Regions from separate parts of the Homo sapiens genome. Here region 1 is linked to region 2. Evidence: read pairs that join two places in POLR2A ChIA-PET (ENCODE). Cell type or tissue: CD4-positive, alpha-beta T cell. All regions are shown on one strand. Links, peaks and the distances in the headings refer to the core of each region. The heading gives the core; the rest is flanking DNA.

Region 1 (2,927 bases), core at 271-2,770, 50 kb after region 2:
GCGGTGGCTCACGCCTGTAATCCCAGCACTTTGGGAGGCCAAGGTGGGCAGATCACGAGGTAAGGAGTTTGAGACCAGCCTGGTCAATATGGTGAAACCCTGTTTCTACTAAAAATAAAAATTGGCACATGCCTGTAGTACCAGCTACTCGGGAGGCTGAGGCAGAAGAATCGCTTAAGCTGGAAAACGGAGGTTGCAGTGAGCCGAGATCGTGCCACTGCACTCCAGCCTGGGCAACAGAGGGAGACTCCATCTCAAAAAAAAAAAAAAAAAAAAAAAACTTTATGAAGCTATTACTCTCAATATTTTCCAAAGTTGCAAGGACTCATTTGCGAAATGAGAAAACAAAAACAAACACACAAAAGCCCTGTACCCCACTGAATCTTGAGTTTCCATTTTGTCCAAGTCATAGTCTCCCGTATTCTCAGTTCATAGGAATAATGACTTCCAGCATTCTCCAGTAAAAATGGCTAAAATTGCACATTTTTAAAGGCGGGATTAGCGTTTGCTCTCAAAATAGGTACATCGACAAAAGTGTCCATTCTCATTCTTCTAAAGTTGTATCAAACATTGAAAGTATAAAGAGAATACCTGAAACTCATCATGACATTCTAACTAGTATTTAACAGGTTAAGGCAGAATACTTTCTTATTAATTTACCAATAATAGACAATTTGGTGTCAAAATGAAATGCCCACAAATAACATAAGGTATTTAGTAAGTAATAAAATCTACTTAACTGTGGGAGCTATGCAATTCATGAAGAGCTACATGGTACTAGCAGGTGAGTAAGTTGGCTTCCACACCTCAAACATTCATTTTGAACTAATAAAGAGCATATTAACTTGATTTTTAGCATTAAAAATACTGAATGTTAAAAATAATATTTGATTTTCACTCACTCCTATAGTTTTGCAAGTTAGCTCGAGAGTCCAAAGATGCTTATGATTCTCTGAAAATAAATTTAACAGATGATCCCCTTGAGAACAAAACAATGAGCGTCAAGATATGTAAAGATGCATTTGCACACACAGGACACCTTCAAAAAAAGCAGGGGCCAGGGAAGAGGTAGGAGAGTTGAAGAATTAAAATACATTTTGATTAGACAACGGTAAGTGTCTATTCCTCATCTTTCTTTAGGACGGATGACTTAACAAAGAATATTTTCTTTGCGAATAGTAGGGTGTAAATAAAACTTTCTCTGTACAACTAACATGCCATATGAGTAATTTTCCTTCCAACTAAAAGTTTCTAGGCTTTGTGGGAATTAGTTATTGTTGTGATATGTACACACAGGTATTGAGCCAAGGTCCTGGAAAAATGAACTGATGAATTTATGTATTTGGGTGTTAAATATTTGATTACTGAAATTAGGGAAACCAGACAAAAAGTGGGGTGGGTTATACTCAGTAATGCAAAAAGCTGGTTCAAATGTCACCTAGTCAATGAAGCCATCTTCTCAACTATGCACATGCTTTGATTATAGAATCTGCTGAATTATGTTTGGGCATGTAAATATCACTTACCTATAGTTTAAATTGATTGAGGGTAAAGGCTGTTAGCTATGCACAGCAGATATTCACAACTGTTGAATGCATAATATATTTCAACATTTTACTTTTGCTTTACATTTTAGTAAATGTCTCACCCAGCAAATCAGGTAATTTACTTAAAACAGTGACAGTATTTTCAAAATAATATCTCTAGCTTAGATAGATTTCTACCCACAAAACAGTTCTAATATAGACTGCTATACCTTACTAAGCTATCCTATCATCTGGTATTATTCCCAATTATAAGATTACATTTTATTTCCCAGCCTCAGGTTGGGCTTTGTGCTAGTTATTAATTTACTGTTTCTCAGCTTCAAAATGGTGGACATCCAGTGGTGCTTTGACCCTGCCTTTTGCCCAGAATAGCAGCCCCAGCTTGGCCTTATCAATACCTTTGCATGGTCTTCTCAACAGACACCACATACCCCAGGCCGCAGTGGTACCCTGACCCTCAGCGTGCCAGCTGAGGCTTACGTGTGCCCTGGATGGTTGCTTCCCCTTCACTGGACAACTATGAACAGACCCAACCTGGCGACCCAATGAACTTCTCCACCATAAACTACTGAACCCTAACTGATTAGACCATGACTGATACAGTAATCAATATAGAAGCCTGAGGCCTCAGAAATGAAAACTAAGGTAACCACTTTTGGTCTTAACTGGGACAAGAATCAACCTATTTATTGAAAGTAGCAGCTTCTAGGTCATTTTTTTTTTATACCTAGAGGCACTAAGCCCCATCAGCTTCTATTTTTCTACTTAGAGGTACAAGTGATGACACTTAACATTAGTTACTTCAGGTTAAGAGCTGTCCATAATGAAAAAACAACAACAAAAAATCCCTCAGTACTTTCTGCACACTAGAAAGGCACAAAGAGAGCCACTACAGAGAAAATATGAATTAATTTTAAAAGTGGTTAGGTCGTAAACACATTAGCTTTAATACAGAAGAACAGGAACTCAGGAACTTCAGTTACCATAGGTGGAAAATACTCTTTGCATACAGAACTTTCAGCCGCAGCAGCACAACTTAGAAGGTGTATATTGCAATGCAGTGAGCTTGAGCTTTGGTGCTGCACAGATCTTGGTTCAAATCCCAGTTGTCGTACTTTTGAGCTTTGGCCAATTTACATAATCTCTGAATTTGTATGTGTAATCTCTGAGATTCTATGCGGGAGGTAAATGTTACATCATCCATGATGATTGATAAGTAGCATACACTTCCTGCCTATAACTGAAGAAATTAAAAAAGATAAGCAACCAGTACAGTGATTAATTTTCCCCCTTGCTTCCTCATTTTATAGGTAAGAATACTGAGGCACAGAAATAAGGTTTTGCCAAGAGCGCAGTAACTTCTAAAGCTGAAACTAGCCT
Region 2 (2,927 bases), core at 138-2,637:
TCTTAAGATGTGCATTGGATGTTGTCCCTTTGTTTTTAAGAGTTTTCCAGCTGGATTTGATGTCACTTTCCCATGCTGTCACTAATCCCCAGCCACAACAGAATGGGTCACACTCTTCTGCACTTTGGACCCTTTGCCCATGCCAGAGTTATCCGCTGACCCTCTTCCCATGGCTGTCACCTCTTCAAAAAGGTCCACTGAACCTGAAGTAGATGTCCTCCCTCTATTAAGATTCAACGTATCAAATCCACCCTTTCAAAGTCTTAGACTAGCACCTGGCATACAGTAAGTACTCAATTAATGTCAGCTTTTGTTTTTGTTTTGACCGTCGTTATAGTGAATATTCTAAAAATACATGCCTAGGTGATTAGATAAATGGAGCAGGGAAGAGAAATCACATCAATATCTGGGCCCCCAGGGCTTCTAAGAGAGGCAGCTTAGATATATTTTAAGGAGAAACAGTTTAGGCTTCTAAATCCTCCTTCCTGCCTTAAAAATAAATGTTATTGGTATGATTGTCACATAGACAAGTACTATGTGCATAATGGAGGCATGTTTTACAATAGTAGTATAAGATGTATTTTAAAAAATACAAGAACACTTAAACTATATTTTTAAAAGCAGTGTTCAGACCTGTCTGATTGATTTTCCTAAACAGGTTTTGCCCCAGCTCTTGCAGATCCTCATCAAGTTTTTTCTGACTTAGCAACAAATATCTAAAATAAAGTTTATCTTTTCAATTTCCAGTCTCCTTGCTGACAAAAAAGGAAATGACTTCTGAAGACATGAAAAAAAAAAAACAGGGTGAAGACAAATTGGGTTAGAATAACCCATGACCTAGATCATTAGACTTTGACTAATGAAGAACTGCCTTTTAACAGAGTTAAAATTGACAGCACCATGGCCTCACACCCAACAGGGTTTGAGGCTGGACCCTTCTTTGACAAACGATGCCCTGATTTACGCGCAAAAATACCCATCACAGCATTATTTATAATATTCCCTGTCCAATGCTGGGGACCTAGTTCAATTAGCTATAGAACAGCCATTTGATGAAATATTATAAAGCTATTAAAATAATAGGGGCAAAGAAATTTTAAAACATGGGGAAAGCCTTGATGTTGTAATATTAAATGAATGAAGGAATTCTATGAATGAAACTCATTAAAACATGTCTTCACAGTAGCTGCATTGATTGCACATTTACTATCGTTCAGGCATCTTTTCCAAATGTGATACAGGAGGGCAAGCTTGGAAACAAGACGGGAACCTCTTGATCCATGGCACAATGCTGTCGACCCCTAAGTTCTTCCTCTTTATCTAAACCCAGGTTTGGAAGTACACCAAAATATTAATACTATACATCATTGCAAGCTTTCCTTCTTTGATCCTCTGTATTTTGTAAATGTTCCAACACCTTTTAAAATACACTTTTGTTCTCCTTTAAAGTCTCCCTGAGAGCTTCTAGAAGGCAGCTGCTGTGGGCTCACATCATCCATCCTTCCCCCCGCAAATGTGTAAATAAAGAAACACCTCTGTGCCTTTAAATTATAACAGGCTAAACTTTCCCCTGTAAGTTGATACTCAGACCAGAAGTCTGTGGGTAGGAAGAGTGTTGTGTTTTTTTGTTGCAGCTTCTTTTGGCTGATAAACTAGCACTTAAGTGTTTCCCTTTTCCAAACCCCCAAATGACAAGTATCTTTGTGGTAAAGTGATGGCCCAACTGTCATGGCCATCATAAACGGTGCTGAGGACACTTATTTTTAGTTTACTGTCTAAGGAAGCACTAGGCTTGCTAACCAGAGACCTTGGGGCCCAAACCCCTATGATCCCCAGAACGGAGCTTTTAAAGAGAAAGAAAGGTGAGGCAACCAAAGCTCTTCGGCGGAGCGCAAGCTCCTTTTCTCCAGATGGGCCAGAAAGACAAGGCAGAGATCTTACTTTTGGTGAGAAGACTGTAATCCTCATTTTACATAGTATAATTTTACCAAAGATGCTATGAAACAGAAACATGTTGATTCTATTTAAATAAATGTAAACTCTGGCAGCCTTGGGGAGCCATTACAGCAATGAGGCTGATGACAAGAAACAGAAACACTTCTGCAGACATCTGTTCCTGTGGTCTCCTCAGCAACCTTTTCTCCCATCAGCTAACACAGCTTCATTATTTCACTGAGGAGCTGCTATTCTCTTTGGCATTCACTTTTAAAGCAAGGTGCCTCACCTTCCCTTGGTCAAGTAATTGGCATGTTACCAAGTGCATTAATTCGTTTTCATGCTGCTGATAAAAGCATACCAGAGACTGGGAAGAAAAAGAGGCTTAATTAGACTTACAGTTCCACATGGCTGGGGAGGCCTGAGAATCGTGGCGGAAGGTGAAAGGCACTTCTTACATGGCAGCAGCAAGAGAAAATGAGGAAGAAGCAAAAGTGGAAACCCCTGATAAACCCATCAGATCTCCTGAGACTTATTCACTATCATGAGAATAGCATGGGAAAGATGGGCCCCCATGATTCAATTATCTCCCCCTGGGTCCCTCCTACAACACGTGGGAATTCTGAGAGATATAATTCAAGTTGAGATTTTGGCAGGGACACAGCCAAAGCATATCATTCCACCCCTGGCCCCTCCAAATCTCATGTCCTCACATTTCAAAACCAATCATGCCTTCCCAACAGTCCCCCAAAGTCTTAACTCATTTCAGCATTAACCCAAAAGTCCACAGTCTAAAGTCTCATCTGAGACAAGGCAAGTCCCTTCCACCTATGAGCCTGTAAAATCAAAAGCAAGGTAGTTACTTCCTAGGTACAACAGGGGTACAGGTATTGGGTAAATACAGCCATTCCAAGTGGGAGAAATTGGCCAAAACAAAGAGGTTACAGGCCCCATGTATGTCCAAAATCCAGTAGGGCAGTCAGATTTTAAAG

The links. ChIA-PET counts read pairs that join two places held together with the same protein. Peaks named below come from ENCODE experiments on the same cell type or tissue, not always from the same donor. Only the 100,000 strongest peaks of a DNase experiment are listed, where the experiment ranks them.
Region 1: POLR2A ChIA-PET joins it to region 2 with 5 read pairs; 13 of 35 experiments call an interaction of 5 or more read pairs at or near these places.

The regions. Positions count from the first base shown.
Region 1 is chr11:34,999,434-35,002,360 of GRCh38, reverse strand. No RefSeq gene overlaps it. Among named protein-coding and RNA genes, the nearest start is that of MIR1343, 59 kb to the right of the region's middle. In CD4-positive, alpha-beta T cell, for the core only: no CTCF peak of the experiment used is centred there; no DNase peak of the experiment used is centred there.
Region 2 is chr11:35,049,533-35,052,459 of GRCh38, reverse strand. All of the region lies in intron 2 of LOC105376626 (a long non-coding RNA gene), which reads left to right. Among named protein-coding and RNA genes, the nearest start is that of CD44-DT, 87 kb to the left of the region's middle. In CD4-positive, alpha-beta T cell, for the core only: no CTCF peak of the experiment used is centred there; no DNase peak of the experiment used is centred there; H3K4me3 peaks cover 594 bases; H3K27ac peaks cover 556 bases.